Regions from separate parts of the Mus musculus genome. Here region 1 is linked to region 2. Evidence: chromatin loops called from intact Hi-C (ENCODE). Cell type or tissue: heart. All regions are shown on one strand.

Evidence for each region. Peaks named below come from ENCODE experiments on the same cell type or tissue, not always from the same donor. Only the 100,000 strongest peaks of a DNase experiment are listed, where the experiment ranks them.
Region 1: a loop joins it to region 2, with 3 times the contacts of the local background. A loop is called at or near these places in 6 of 42 quality-filtered maps.

What each region holds. Positions count from the first base shown.
Region 1 is chr1:38,623,085-38,631,084 of GRCm38, forward strand. Aff3 (AF4/FMR2 family, member 3) reads right to left here and starts at 4,160. Exons shown (of 22, transcript NM_001290814.1): 1 at 4,005-4,160. The coding sequence starts at 4,057. It overlaps Gm34596 (a long non-coding RNA gene), which reads left to right and starts at 7,583. Exons shown (of 5, transcript XR_373334.2): 1 at 7,583-8,000. In heart, a CTCF peak has its summit at 3,966; DNase peaks (open chromatin) are centred at 4,367 and 6,347; H3K4me3 peaks cover 2,736 bases; H3K27ac peaks cover 3,372 bases; H3K27me3 peaks cover 2,117 bases.
Region 2 is chr1:38,764,568-38,772,567 of GRCm38, forward strand. No RefSeq gene overlaps it. Among named protein-coding and RNA genes, the nearest start is that of Lonrf2, 68 kb to the right of the region's middle. In heart, CTCF peaks have their summits at 3,493 (motif pointing left) and 5,497 (motif pointing left); a DNase peak (open chromatin) is centred at 2,604; H3K4me3 peaks cover 1,296 bases; H3K27ac peaks cover 2,928 bases; H3K27me3 peaks cover 735 bases.

The sequences.
Region 1 (8,000 bases), 140 kb before region 2:
AGTAAAAACTAAAATAATAATAATAATAAAAATTAAGAAAAATTGCCTATCTACTATCCACCCCAGTCCCAAGTATGGGAGTAGTCGGTTTTTGACTCTCTGGAACAGAAAACTGCCTTTTGCATTTATGTTCTTGTCCAACTCTAAAACTAAGGAGGAATGCCCAACCCAGCTCATCCCCTACATCAGCCACCAAATAAACAAAAGCAACAGTGAGTCTGTCGGGAGGGGTGACCATCACTTTAGAGACCCTGATGTGTGTAGCAGCTGAGCCAAAATGACTGAACCTCTAGAGAAAGAGCAGGAGGGAACCAAAGGGAGGCATTGCTCCCTGGGATAACTGCCTCTGCTCAGGGCTCAGGCCTGCAGAAGCTGCAGACTCCTGTGCAGAAGGAGCCCCTTCTCTGCATCTCTGACCTTCAGAGTAGAAACCGGAAGTAGCGCAGCTTAAAAATGTTTCTTACGGACATCCATCTCCGTTTTAACAGACAGTTGAAATGATCAGTTATCGGATAGGTCCTGCACGAAAGATCAACCCTGAGATACAAATATGGGTGCTTCTGTATGGGGGTGATAGTATGGAAGGAGACAGACACGGAAGCTCCTATCAGTTGATTGTATCACACTGGTCATACTTTTGTTTCATATACTGTCTATAGTGGTGTGAGACTCGTCCTCCCGCACGTACAAGAAGCATACTTGGGTTCAAAGCCAGAGTCAAAACTAATAAAGTGCAATTTGTTTGCTCGGGATTCCATGTCTACCAATTAGAAAAAGTTGTTCTGTTACCAAAATAAGAGTCTCTGGCTATTAATCTGCACCTCCTCTCTTCAAAGATGGGTGCTTTTTTTCCCCTATGATGAAACAGATGTGTTCAGTGGTCTTTATTTAAAATTTATATCTCCTTTCATGAGATAATTAACAGGCACCACTCCTAACTCATGGCATTTGGTTTTCAGATTTTTTTTTTAAATCAATACCATTTAAGGTTCTGACCTTCTCTTTTAATATTTTGACACAACCTTAACTTGCAGATGTCAGGGTCTTGCTTGGTAATTCCTGCAAAGCCGCTCTTCATCGGCTGGAAGACATCTGCGGGGCTCTAGAAAATGCATAGCCCTGATATCAGAAAGCGGACCTCGAAGCTAATTCTTCATTGAGGCAGAGCTGTATAAACTCAGACAAGCTACCTGATCACCTATCCTCAATTTTCCTCTCTGTAAAAATCAGACCAACAACAGTACGTACATGGTAAGTTTCTTGTTGGGGAATAAATGACCTAGGACATATAATGGCCATGCCTCTGACAAGTATGTAGCAAATATTAGACTTAAAATACCTGCTGTCATTTTTGGTCTTGGCACAGTTACAGATTAAAACTCGTATTTTCTTATCTATAAAATGAGAGTACTGTCATTTACTTTTGAGATGTTATCAGATTCAAACAAGAAGATAACAGATATAGGAATATCAGACATATAGAAAGTAATCAAGTATGCCAGGCATGAAGGACCCATGCCTGGTATCCCGGAACTTAGTAGACTGAGGCAGGATAATTACCTTGAGTGTGAAACTTGCACACCAAGACTTTCTTTCAAAAACAAACAAGAGCTGGAGAAAGAGAGGAGCGAACGAGCGGGAGGGAGGGGGAGAAGGAGAGAGAGACAGAGAGAGAGAGACTACATGTTTTTGATCATGCATGAGCTTGAAACTGAACTGTAAACATAAAAGTCTTTAGCAAATCCTAAAATTGAGTTAGAAATGTCATGCAAAAATTGGTCCATAACTAAGAGAATGTCTGACATATTTGAAATGCAAACCCAAGTTTTTTGGTTTATCTTTAACTTTACCTAAAGATAACCTTTTGTAAATGTAAATTCTATATCCACAAAATAAGAAACATTCTCTTAAGCCAAACTGTTCTACTATACTGTAATCAAGAAATCTAACATGCTTTCTTAAGCCAAGAAACTATATATTGCTTACAAATCTGATTGAGTGTGCAATGGCTTAAAAAAAAATGCTTTCCAGCTGTGGTGGCGCAATGTCCTCAATGCACTAGTGAAACAGGTAAAATCTATGTGGTCTGAGGCCAGCCCAGTCTACAAAGCAAGTTTCAGGCCAGCCTGGACTATGTTGAGAGATATGGTCAAATAAATAAATAAATAAATAAATAAATAAATAGGATATTAAAAATTTAAAGACAATTCAGCAGGCATTCTTTGACAGTATTCAAGATAATTTACTGGGAACTGAAGACACACCTTGAGCCCTTGCCAAAAAGGCCTACACATTACCACTGATAATCTCAAAATACAACTTATAAAAACCATACAGGAGTTCAATTTGAACCAGAAAGTGGATAAGTAGCATAAACATGCGTCCAAAAAATAAGTTCTCCCCTTTAACTACAAGCCTGCCTAGATTTTAAAAAGCAAAAGTCATTTTTAAAAGGCAGTTGTTATCTGGGAAGCTATTGAATTTGTGCCAGAAACCAATATTTCAAAAGGTAAACCTGTAAAATAATAGGTATCTGTAAATGAAAGACTGGAATAACCCCAGGAGCAGCAACACAGTAATTAGCAACTTTTATAGAGTAATAACATGTTCCATATTCTCTCTACACTAGCTCTTTGAAGTTGCCAGTGTAATATATACAAGTTTTATTACATTGGAGCCCATCCTTGTGTGTTTTATAGGTGCTAGCATTATGCAGAGCAAGCTGTAGTCACCGTCGGATCTTCTATAAGAAACTGCCCGATAATTCGTGAGCTCTGTGTCTAGTTTATTTTGTTACACCTGTCTTTAAGAAAATAAAGTCACTTTGAGCCTAAGTCACTATGGAGATTCACATGCCCACATGCCATCGAGGTATGTGTCATAAATCATAAAGCAGTTTAGCTTTAAAATTGTGCATCGCATATTCATGTGCACACCACTTGCAGTTTTTGACACATGTGAACTCTTTACTGAATTAAAAAGGGAACTGCTCAGCTCTACAATCAGCGATTACCAGAGGCAGAACAGAAAGCAGTTAATATGCTTGTTCCAGCAGATGTTCATCCCCGTAAATATTAAACATAACACAAGTTCCTCCAGGAATATACAAGCAGTAATTTTACCACCTGAATAGGGCTGGTTGGAAACATTTAAGGGGTGGGGGCAATGTGAGGGATGCTGAAGCAGCCAATGGGATTTTTCAGACAACCGCAACTAGAATTAAATTGCATCTACCTGTGATTTACCTATAGCAGCTCTCCCTAATGCGAGATTAGCGAGAACTGGAACCCCAAGTGCATTCCAGGCTGCCAGCTTTGAGCTTGACAAAAAGAGTGAGGAGTTCAGCCATGGGCATGTGTGAAGAAAGGGTGCAAAGGAACCGAGAACCTCCGGGAAATGAGTCTCCCTGGGCCAAGGCCTCCGGAATTCGGGCACCAAGACACACTGGCCTCCTGCCTAGGGTGCTCACTTTTCCATCTCCAGTGGGAGTGAGGTAGGACAGAGGAAGGATGCAAACGCCAAGCAGGGAGCAGGCAGGGCGCAAGGCTAGAGAGCATCCTCTCCGGGCACTTCGTAGAGGTACCAACTCTAGGGGGTCACAGGGGTGGTGAGCCTGAGGCTCTCCGGGAGCTGGAGGGGAGCACAATCCGAAGGAAGGGAGCTGAGAGGGGCTGCGAGATGAGGGGTGGGCTCTCAGGCATCAGTGACACGTTCTAAAAATCGGTTCTCTTCCCCTCCACCGCTGCGCTCCTCCAGTGGCAGCCAGACCCCGGCCCCCTGAGCTAGCGCAGGCAAGCACCGAGGGGAGAGAACGGAACCGGAGACCGACGAATTCACGGGGAGGCGGCCGAGCATCCAGCCCGCCAAGGCTGGAAGGAGCCGGCCAGCGAGGCGGGTGTCCCCGAGCCACCCCACCCCCACGGCGGCCGGGCACCCGGAGTCCCGGCCCAGGTGAGGGCAGGCGGGGCCAGCGCGGCTCCCCAGCGGCCAGCACCGGGACTCACCACAGCGACTCGAGGTCCCATTCCTGGAGCAGGGCTAAGTCGAAGCTGTCCATGGTGGGAGGTGTCAGCGCCGCCGCCGCCGTGTCCGCCGCCGCCGCTGTGTCCGCCGCCGCCGTGTCCGCCGCCGCCGCTGCCGAGCCTCGGGCCGCCCGCGCGCTGCAACGAGAGGCGCCCGCTAAGGTGCATCCCGGCCGCGCCCGAGCCGCCGCCGCCCGCCTGCCCGCCTGCCCGCCAGTCACCCTCCCCCGGCTCTCAGTGCCCGGCACCCCCGCGGCCCCTGCTTCCCGGGCCCGCCCGGCGCACTCACCCGCTCGCCGGCTCGCGCGCAGCCACACTCGCCGAGAGCCGCGAGCTCGCTCTCTCGCCGCGCCGCCGCCCCCTCCCGGCCTGCGCCCGCCCCTCCGCCCCTCCCTCGCGGCGGCCCGGCCCGCTGCAGCCGCCGGCGCGGTGCTCTGCGCCCGCCCGCTCGCCCGCCCGCCTCTTTCTCCTCCGGGAGGCGCGTGTGCGCGGGCGAGGCCGAGGCGCGCGCGCGCGTCCTGAGCCCCGCGCCGCGCCCGCCCCGCGCGCCCCTGCGCTCCCCGCGCTCCCCGCTCTCCCCGTGCGGCTGCTCGGGGTCCCGCGCCCTTTCTCGGGCCGGACTGCCGGCTCGCCCTCCTCACCCGCGCCCCTCCATCTCTCCAGACCCTCAGTGGCCCCGAGGGTTGCGGGGGACGTCCTCTGAGCCAAAGGGAGCGGCGCAGCGGCGCCGAGGGCAGGGGGATGCCGTGCCGAGCCGAGGCCGGCCTGCAGCAAAGCAGACCCCTGCCTCTCGCCCTCGCCCCGTGTCCAGCTGGGACTTTCTGGTCCTCCGCAAATTAAGGGGAACCCGCAGGGCGCTGCGGCTGGAGGTGTGCACTCTTGAAGATCTGGGGTGGGCGCTAGGAAGGAAAAGCCCTGGGCGCCCCAGGCGCGGTGAGAGTTAACAGTGCAGCCCACGGCAGCGCTGAAAACAAATCGTTTCAAATATCTGGAGCCAGTAACTTAAGTGAAATAAAGAGGAGGCGGGAAGGAAGCGTCTTCCAAGACCTGCTTTCAGCTGCAGTTTAGCCTGGGGGCTGGGAGGACGAGGGGTATCCCACTAGCCCTCAGCTGCCCAGTCCCTGGAAACCAGTCTCCTTTCTTTTTATTTCATACTGGAAAGGCCTCTCTGGGTTTCCACTACAAACTTCCCGCCGCCTCCTCTCCTGTCTAGAGAGTGGCAGATTGTCAGCTGGAAAGATGATAGAGTACCACTGTGGCTTGTAAAAAAAATAAAACCCTTGCTATTATTACTCCCTTGGTTTGAGAGACTGCTCCCCCCTCGCTCATTATTATATACACTCTGAGAGTGGGGACTGGAGGCGTAGAGCTGGTCTATCCTTCCATCTCTGGGCTTCTGCCCTCAAAATTGAGGATCCCATGCTGGCCCCGGGGGTGGTGCATGGGGTTCCCCTCTCCCATGCTCTTGGCCCCAGTTCCTGGAGCCCTGTTCAGGATTCCCCAGGATTCCTGGAGAGAGCAGCACCGAGCAAAGCTCACCACTTACACCAAACCCCGCATGCCCTAAGGGAGGCCTTTGCAGTGTATCGGCCTTTGTTCCTTTTCTAGACAAGAAGAGCCACCATGTGAGGCCGCCAAAAATTTAGCCCCTTTGGTAGAAATCCTAGGAGCAACCCCTTTTTTTATTTCACCCACCTCTGAAGGAGAACTAACGAAGTCGTGGGCGCAGGTAGATAAACTGCCAAAAAGCCAACTAGAGTTCTATGCTCTCGGAAACAGAACTGCAAAGCTCTCGGGCCCCCATCCTTTTCTTCCCCCAGCTTTGGAATAGTTCCCTATTAGCATCCATAACTAATGTGAAAATATCAATCGCTAAGTGAAGGCAGAGTCTGCATCAAATCCGCTGTAGAAACTGACTGGTTATTTTTACAAACTAACAACTTCGCTGCTTGAAACACCACCCCGGCCCCTTTAGTTGAAGGCTACAAAAGAACAAAGGAAATATGGACAAAGTACAGGTGTGAAGGGCTGGGATCCAAAATCTTGGTCTACAGTGTATCTGGAGAGAAGGAGGGGGGAAATGTGCCTTACAGATACCTACTTAGCATAAACCCTCTTGGAAATGTTTGCTCTGGCAAAAGTGAGCTATAGACATCACATGGAGACAGCCTTCCCAGGAACAAAGGCTGGGGGTGGAGGGTGGAGGAGAGAGAGAGAGGGGAACAGCCCCTGCCTGGAAGAACTGCAAGTTCCAAGGCCTGAACAAGAAATGTGTCCTGTTCCTTGGGCTCCTGGCTGCAGCTGGGAGTCTTCTCCAGAAAGGAGACCTCCCGCCCCTCCCAGGGATCTGGCTTCCCGTCCCTTCCCTTCCCACCACATCTGTTTATACAAAAGAAGCTGCTGAAGAACAAACAGAACCGTGTTTACTGCGGGTCCCATGCCGAGCGAGCCTGAGGCTCGGACACAGATTCAAGCCTCCTCCTCTTAGTGGCTGAAGATAAATGGGTCCCAGAAAAGGAGAAAGAGCAAAAGGAGTTAGGCTTGGGGAGGGAAAGGTTATTTGTAAAAGGTCTCCCTAAAAGAGCTATGAAGGGATGGACAGATGTATATTTAAGTGTCGGCTCTGGGTCCTCACGTTTACATTTAAGTGTACTTGAGCCGGAAGTCATTTCACTGTGGGTAATTTTTTTTTTAAACGTTTCTTCACAAATAATGTATTTTCTGTTTGGGGTCTTTAACTCGAGGACGGATGCATTAGTATTTTATTTCTGGTGGATGTTTCTGTGAATAGAGCCCACTTGGAGAGTGAAGGCATTGGAAGAAACCCAAAATGTTGTTGTAGATACTGTCTTTGCCTAAGCTGTGATTGAAATAAACTGAAAATGAATAGATTTCACTGGTGAGATGTAGAGGAGTTAATGAGACTCTTCAATCTAAGAACTTATTATTTATATTTTATATTTTAACTTGTTAACTTATATTTTATATTTTATGGCTGTTCCCATTATAGAGTCATTGGTGTATGAGCCGAATCCAGCACTGAGACAAGTCAAAATTTCAACATTAGTAAAAAAAAGAAGAGGAAGAAGAAGGGGAGGAAGAAGAAGAGAAGGACAGAGGGAAGGAAAGGGGGAAGGGAGAGAGAATGTGAGGTGCTGGTACTCTCTAGAATTAGAAAAGGGGTTGGTTTGTTGAGTTTTTGTTGTTGTGCTTGGGTTTTGGTTTTGGTGACTTTTTGTTTTGTTTGGAGATGGGGGGTTGTTTGTTTTTGCTAGGGTTTTGTTTTCTGTAAAGGAACAAGAGATTGCCCAGATAGATAGATAGATAGATAGATAGATAGATAGATAGATAGATAGATACATACATACATACATACATACATACATACATACATACACAAATACATAAATAGATACATAGAGATAAATACATAGATACATACATACACACAAATACATAAATAGATACATAGAGATAAATACATAGATAAATAGATACATAGAGATAAATACATAGATAAATAGATACATAGAGATAAATACATAGATAGATAGATGAGAGAGAGATGTGAAAGAGAGAGAGAGAGAGAGAGAGAGAGAGAGAGAGAGAGAGAGGGGTTTCCCAGTGAAGCAGTAGCTTCGGAACACACAGAAGATCCGAGGGCCTTTTCTGCTGAGGGAGAAGCAACTTGTGCTACTGAGAGCTGAATGGAACCGCCCAGTTCAGGAGAGGGCCACTGAGGAAGGAAGGTAGCGAAAGCGGGACTGCCTGGCCTCCCTGGGGGCCTGGCTAGTTGGTTGGCTGGTTTGTGCTAAATCCACAAAATGAAGGAAGGAAGAAGTGGCTCCTGCTTAACAGGGTATGCGCATGTGCTTCAGCAAGGACCTCGTCCTCAATATGCTCTCCTGGGATGAGAAGCCTCTTGTGTGCACCCAGAAGCAAATCCACAGCATCTCCCATCTCCATCAACTAATTCCC
Region 2 (8,000 bases):
GACAAAATGACCTAACTTTCACTTACCACTCCTGTGTTCTAAATCATATTGGAAAAACATGCATTAGTAGAATACAGGCCTCTGAACAAATAGAATCAAAGCATGATGTCCTTTGTTTAAGGAACGCGTTCAGAATTAGGGCCATGAGAACATTCCCCATTTCGTGGCAATTTACTCTGATGACTTGATTAAACTCTGCACTCTAATTTTATCTGCAGACATTCTGATTTCTCTGTAATTTGATATGTACTGTGCTGGGTGGAAGCAGAAACATGAATTCCATATCTGAAGTTTTTCTCTCGCGTCACCCCAATAGCCTAAGGCCCGTGAGGACAAAGCTCCTGAAGAAAAGAGCGGCCGTGGACTCCATTTGGTGCGGCTTGTAGGGCCTTTGCCCTTGTGTGCGAATGTCTCCTTGTGGTAAAATAGCACAAAGCTATCTTCCCAATCTGGTTTTGGTGGGCCTTTCCTGTGGGTCTATGCCCCGGGACACAGTGAAAGGCTGTAATGCAGCCCGTCTTTTCTAGTTTACTGCTTTTGACTAAAGTCATAGCATTCCCTCTGACGTAATGGACATCAATTAGACTTTGGCAAAGGAAACACTCTGATAGAATAGATTTAGTTGTGGGAATGGAAACCTCTCCAGGAGACCCTGAAGCAATGATCTGTGGCCTCTCAGAAGGTCAGGGGACAGATGTGGGGCAGACAGGAAGTCCACAGGGATTCCTGAGCTCCAGCAAGCCAAAGCCCGCTTCTCTTGCCACAGTCTTCCTATGCTGTGTCCCAGCCTGCAGGGCCCAAAGAAACCCTAGGCTGAAGCCATTGAGAATCTTAACCTGAGAAAATACCCCTGGGGGCGCAGCCTTGGCTTTTGGGGTTTCTTTGTTGTTGTTGGTGGTGGTGGTGGTGGTGTTGGTGGTTTGGTTTTGGAGACAGGAGACAGGAGACAGGAGACAGGAGACAGGAGACAGGAGACAGGAGACAGGAGACAGGAGACAGGAGACAGGAGACAGGAGACAGGAGACAGGAGACAGGAGACAGGATTTTTCTGTTTAGCCCTGGCTGTCCTGGATCTTATTTCATAGATCAGGTTGGCCTGGTACTCACAAAAATCAGCCCGACTCTGCCTCCCAAGTGCTGGGATTAAATGTGTGTGACGCCACAGCAGCAGGATAGGGACTGTTATATCTAGCTGTACAAATGCCCAGTCAGCGAAAGGATGTTCCGTCCCATTTTATGAGTATCCAAACCTCCTTTTGAATATCCCAAGACTTGGGATATCTGTGTGGGAAATGGCTTCTCTCAACGCAAGCAAGGCCGTCACACACAGACTTGGAGTGGCTACTGGGCTATTGTTACAGTTTCTTGAGGTGCTGAGTTACATGTCAGTAGACTTCAGTCATTTTTCTAGAATGAGTTTGAAAGCAAACAAAATAAAATGGAGAGTCTATCAAAAGTGATTTTGAGTAATTGTATAAGACATAAATGTTATACCACTAGCACCAACAGAATCAAGCGCTTCTTTTTTCTTTCTTCCTTCCTTCCTTTCTTTCTTCCTTTCTTTCTTTCTTTCTTTCTTTCTTTCTTTCTTTCTTTCTTTCTTTCTTCCTTCCTTCCTTCCTTCCTTCCTTCCTTCCTTCCTTCCTTCCTTTTTCTCTTCCTTCCTTCCTTTCCTTTTTTCTTTTAATGAAGCTGCCAACTAAGTTGAAAATCCTTTTCATCCTAGCTGCTGCACAGGAGGATGAATGAGGTGAGCTGAGAGCCCCAGCCGCAGACACCACAGACCCAGCAGACACTTCCCAGTAGCAGCACTCCCTGGGGATGCTATTAGTGTCCTGGGTTCTTGTACAGCGAGGGAGACAGGAGAGACTGATTACTATTCAGATCAGCCTCCAGGCCAAGACTGTCTGGAGCTGGCATCTCAGGTAAGTAAAAGGCAGACACTGTGGGCTCAGCACACCCTACACATACACACACACACACACACACACACACACACACACACACACACACTCCGGAGTTGAAAAGGCACAGCTGCTTCTCCAGTGTGTGTGGCTGATTTCTGGGAAACGCCTCTGGCCAATCCCCTCACCAACAAAATAAAAACAACAAACAAACAAACAAACAAAGCCCCGAAGGATGCATATTTGCTGTTTTGCTCTCTCAGCATCCTTTCCACAGCTACCATTCATGACCCCACCTCTATCAAGAGGTCTTCAAGACCTTTCGCTTGTCTTCTGGGAGAGGGCCTCTTACACTGTGACACTGTCCACCCAACTCATCAGGAAAGAATGGACAGCGGCAGCAAGGTCGCTGGCTCTCAAGGGTCAACACAATCCATCAAGTCATTTAAAGTGAGTCCTTGTCTCATACAAAATCCCATTTCCTTGAGTATCAACCCAGCTTTATCTAAACCTCCATCTTCAAGCTGGCTTGTAGGGAGCAGAAGGGCCGTGGTCCATGGGAGTTCAGCCCCCCTCCCCTCGGGAATGTCGGTCTGTGTAAGACTAAACCGTGCTGTATAAATCTTGTCCAGGAAAAGAAAGGAACGGTTGTGGGAGTAGAGTTACCCCAGCTGCTGGGGCCCCATGCGCATGCGCACAGCCCTGGGAGATCAGAGGGGAGCCAGACCGATTGATTCCTGGCCCACAGCGCCCTGTGTGAAGCAAACCCTCCTCAGATTTCTAAGGTTTCCAGGAGGGCAGGTTGGATGGGAGCCTTGCAGTGCTGAGGAGACTGAAGGATGCATTCTACCATGTGGCTCCAAAGATAAGTTGGGGGCGGCAGACTGGATAACAAGCTAGACTCCCTTCTACTTCTGATAAGATAGAGGGCCTCTGTCTTTGAACGTGTTATTAATACTCTGCTCAGTTCTGTGGCCAGTGGGAGAGCGGTGAGCCCGTTCCTTTCATCAGGGTAGCTAGGGCCTCCCCAGGGCTATGGGAGGGAGGTTATAGACAGAGCCCTGGGCCCACGATACCATTCAACATCTGGCTTCTTTCTTGGGCTCTTGGGAGTTTGTGCCCCCCCCCCTCCAAGCCCCAGCTTAGCCTTGAGGCTTCTGCCACAAATGTCTCCCTTGCTATGTAACCAGGTTTAATAAAACATGGATATTGTATAATAAATACTGCATTTTCATGAATCTGCCCGTGAGATCAAGTGCTGTGCTAGAAAATATTATGAAATATGTATCACAATCTCTTACAGCCTCCTCCGAGCATTTTATATAAATCGCTACCTGTCAGAAGGGTTTGTGGAGAGAATCGGGGACTCCATGGAAGGCCCACAGCTTTTCTCTGTTGCTATGAGATATTAATATATTAGCATAACGTTTTTAAAAATGCAAATCCGCCCCTGGTATTCATACACTCTGAGTGGCACCCTAAGAAACACGCCTTCCATCCACTTGAGCAATCACCGCTCCTGGCCCCAGCCCCGCTCCCTGCAAGACCCCTTGCCAAGCAGCAGCCAAAATCTGCTCGACAGTGCCCTCTACTGGCGGGGAATAAGAACTTGCTTCCTCCGCTGCGAGGCTCCTCTTTTTTAAAAGGGTCAGGATCACTTTCTCTGCATCTTCTCTCTCCTTACCTCGCCTTGTCTTCAAGTGAAAGAACTTGTTCTTTAGACCTAGTTAAGGGTGTCACGGACCCTCCTCCTCACACACGCCCGTATGCATCCCCTCTACATGCCCCCTTTTTGCTTTCTTGTGACTCGCTTGAGTTTTTCTGGGAAAACTCTTACCCATTTTCCAGCCTTTTCCCTTCCATTTAGAAGCCAAATACCAACAACAAACCCCAGGATTTTTTTTTTAATGCAAATTTTGTGTTGGTGATGTGAGAGTGCGCAGAGCATGTGCCTGTCTTTTGCCGCGGAGGGAAAAGCAGCATTGCTTCGGTGCCCTCCATATCTGAAGCTCTGGAAAGTTCCTAAAGAAGGTTTTTTTTCCTCCTCATTCTGCTTCTGAAGTGAAACCAACCCACAGCATTGGATGGAGATGCACTTTTGAATATACTGCTGTACTCAACCCGATTATTTTTCTGCTGACCTCCATAACAAAACCTGCTTTGCTGACGCTCTGGCCTAACTCACTGAGAACAGGGCATCCAGCTGTTTGCTAACTGTTCTAAAATGTTGCAAGTTACAATGTATTCCTGGTGTTCTGTCCACATGTGGCAAATTGTGATCTGAGTACTACCCAGTTCTCTGCTGAGGCCCACAGGTTTAGGGCCTCTCTGTGAACCCCCTGAGTTCTTCCTGGCTTTACTCCTAAGCCAGGACCTGACACAGAAGCCTGGTCTTTGCTCGGTGAAACCAGCATTGTGTTGAGTGTGAACCAACTGTGTTGCCCACATCACGGCTCCCTCAAACCTTTCTGTCTGGATGTTGAGTATGGATAGTCCATGAGAGCTGTCTCACAGATTTTCATCTTCATGTGCATGACAATCACACCCTGAGACTAGCAGGGGACTCAGTGAGCCGTCTCCCATTCTCAGGTGAAGGGTTCCAAAGTTCCATTCCAGACAATTCTACTAGAATCCAAGGAGTACTTCAGATTACCTGGTGATGAAGCCACTATCCCTGTCCTGTTCTTCGTCCCTCCCCCAGTTCTACAGGACACCGAATCGCTGAGGAAGTTACACCCTCCTCAGCCTTTGCCCTGCAATGGACGCGGAATGCTGCTAAACTAGGAGGGTGTCTCCTCAGAGCAGAACCTGCCAGCATGACTGTGGTGTGGGTTCATTCTGCTTTGATGGGCACCCAAACTAGACATTTGTGGGGGGGGCAAGCCTCTAGGTCTTCCATTCATACATATTTCCATGAAAACAGTGGATGAATCTTGATGGCTATTCAAGAATGAGAGTAGTTTATCATCTGGGTAACTTAAATGCAACTATACAGAAATGCGTATATATACTATATATATGGTTATATGTAAGGGTATGTATATATATATATATATATATATATACATATATATATATATGTGTATATATATATATATATATAAAACCAATAAGATATGTATACCATCTATATGGCCAGTAAGATATATATGTGTGTGTGTGTGTGTATGTGTGTGTGTGTGTGTGTGTGTGTGTGTGTGTATGGCATCTTATATATATGATGTGTGTGTGTATCTGTGATGTGATTTTTTTGGCAACTGTATTACATGATATTACATAGATAACATCCTGTCATCATGTCAGAAAGTTGGGCCCACTTGGTAGGCAATACAGAGACATTCTAACAGTAATGTTTAATTACTCACATTATCAAGCACGGGATCATCTTTAACTGCATGGGGAGAAGAAAACCCACCATCCCCTAGACCATTTTTTTCTCTCTAGATTTTCCTATCCTAAAATTTTGCATAGAGAAATCATTTCTAGAATCAAAGTTGAGCTTCAGAAATTTGTTGACCCGACGATGGAGAAAGCTTAGCTCCTTTCAAAGCTCTGGAAACTACCTTTCTCTGTTTGGAATGTGGCGCCCCCTACAGGCTGCCCAGCTCTGATCATCCCTGAGACCTGGCTCTGATTCTGAGCTTGGGGCTGACCTGCTATGGAAACTAGCTAGGAGGTTCAGTTCCAGCCTTTTGTAGAGAAAAGTATTCTGAAGAGGTCAGAGCTGAAAAGGAGACCCCCACAGGGCCGAACAGGCTGCTTGGCTCTCTCCAGGCAGTGCCCTGCGGGAAATTCACTGCCTAGCTATTTCCTGTTTCAAATGATGAGCCACAAAGGAACCACGCAGCCTTTTGGATGGCGTGGTTATGCGCTCAGCTCCCCAGGAACCAGAGCACGGTGACCCTTTGTAAAGAACAAGGTGGCAAGAGAAAGGAAGGGGAGTCCTTTGGGCATCCACTCTTGTGTCCTCTATTCTGCAGAGAGCTTTTTGGGGTGTGGGGCACACAAGTAAGCAAATGCCTTGCAAGCCTGAGTCTTTTTACAAATGTGTCCCGGTTCTTTAGGCTTGGGATAGTATAAGGCATGAGTTACTTCACCTTAAGCAGAAAACTCACTTTCCAGGCTCCATCCAGGTTCACCTGAGGGAAGCTGGGGACCTCCCTGCTTCCTCTCTCCCTTCTGGAAAAGTCCATATTGACATCCTTCATCATCACAGGGCACAATTAGCCCAGAGATGTAGGAGACCATGACCATAGAGAGCATGAAAAAAAGATGATTGGCTTTCTGGAGACAGAGGTAGCTTAGGTGTGGAGAGGCAAGCAGGCCTTTATGCTTTGGAGACAAAGCGTGCCTTTTAGCAAGGCTCGGTCTACTTGCTATAAGTAGGCCAGGGAAGGCCCGACCTCACATCTGGCAAAGCCATCTGGGCAGAAGAGACTGGTGAATGAGTGTTCTGGCAGCTCCCTCTGGAATGTAGGTTTTATTTTCTTCCCATTTAATCTTACCAGAGGTTTGTCAATCCTACCCTGAGCACTGAAGAGGGAAATGCTACCTTTATGAGCCAACATAGGATAAGTAGAAAAATCTACACTTCTTTTCTTAAATTCTATCACTTCCCCTGATTCTTTGGAAGAATCAACTCTGCCCTAAGCCAGGAGTGTGTCTTACAACCGCCTAGTGTAATTATGAGTGGCTTTGCAAACATTCTTTGAAACCACAGGTTCTTAAAGACTCCTAACACTGGGGGCCTCTTCTCAGAAGTAATACAAGGAGCCCACGCATGAGGTGATGAATCTGATCCCAAACAGTGTGTCAACCACCCTGCCCCCAGGTAATATTTGTGGGTGCATTAAAAAAATCTCTATGTCCCCCACGATGGATACATGTACAAATGCATGCATCGGAGGCTCAGAGACTGTTGAGGAAGAGGGAAGGGAGAAGAAAGTTTGTAAGAGCCAGGGGACCAGAAGATGGCTGTGAGGTTTTTGTCTCCTAAAAACATCAGGGAAGCTGATCACCCAAAATATGTCAACAGTACCACGGCTTAATTAAGACCCGAACAAGCAATGAGACCAATAGAAACTTCATGGGAGCCCACCCACCCCTGGACAAAAACAAAACAAAACAAAGCAAACAAACAAAAACCCTAAAGAGAAGCAAGGAATAACGGGGGGGGGGGGGGGGGGGGAGACGACTTCCAATTGATTATCCAATACCATGTGATCAGCTCTGAAACCATGTCCATGCAAACAAGCCTGAATGGACTCAGAAGGATATATTTATATATTTAAACAGACACACAGACACACACATATGTATGTATACACACAGATACATAAGACATACACATATGTGTGTATACACACATGTATGTACACATACATGTGTGTATGTACACATACATACATAAACATACTTATGTACATGTACACACATGTATGTATACATATGTGTGTATACTCACACATCACAATAACAACATTTAAAAAGATTTTGAGAGGGAACAAGAAGGTCAGAGGTAGCACATGGGACAGAAACTGGAGGAAGAAGGGAGAAGGAAAAATGAAGTTATATTTTAATAAAAAAATGTTAGGAATAATGAAAAAAAGAATCTCACCTCTGTCCATGCCTGAGCCAAGCTGAGTCTAAGACTGCTTTAAAAGCCATCACATGTGCACCTCCTTCTTCAGTGTCCTCTGGCTATACAAACAACCTTCCTACTCTGGTTTGGAGCAGTAGCCAGTGGTTATCCTTTCATAATCCCATGGGTCGGCCAGCCTCCCATGGGCAGCTCCTCCTCTGCAGTTACAGTAGACGGTGGTGGGGCTGGAGCATTCTAAAGCCTTCTTCACTCCCTTGCGAGGAGGATTAGCAGAAAATGGATGGTATGTCCCTGCTATGCTGTTTTCTGCCAGCTGCCTTGGCCTCCTAAGGAGCAGTGAGACTTCTCACAGGGCATCTGCTTCACGGTGTGTAAGAGTTCTGAAAATCCCAGTGAGTGTTTAGAGCCCCGCCTCTCTCTGTCTCTGTCTCTCTCTGTCTCTCTGTCTCTGTCTCTGTCTCTGTCTCTCTCTCTCTCTGTGTGTGTGTGTGTGT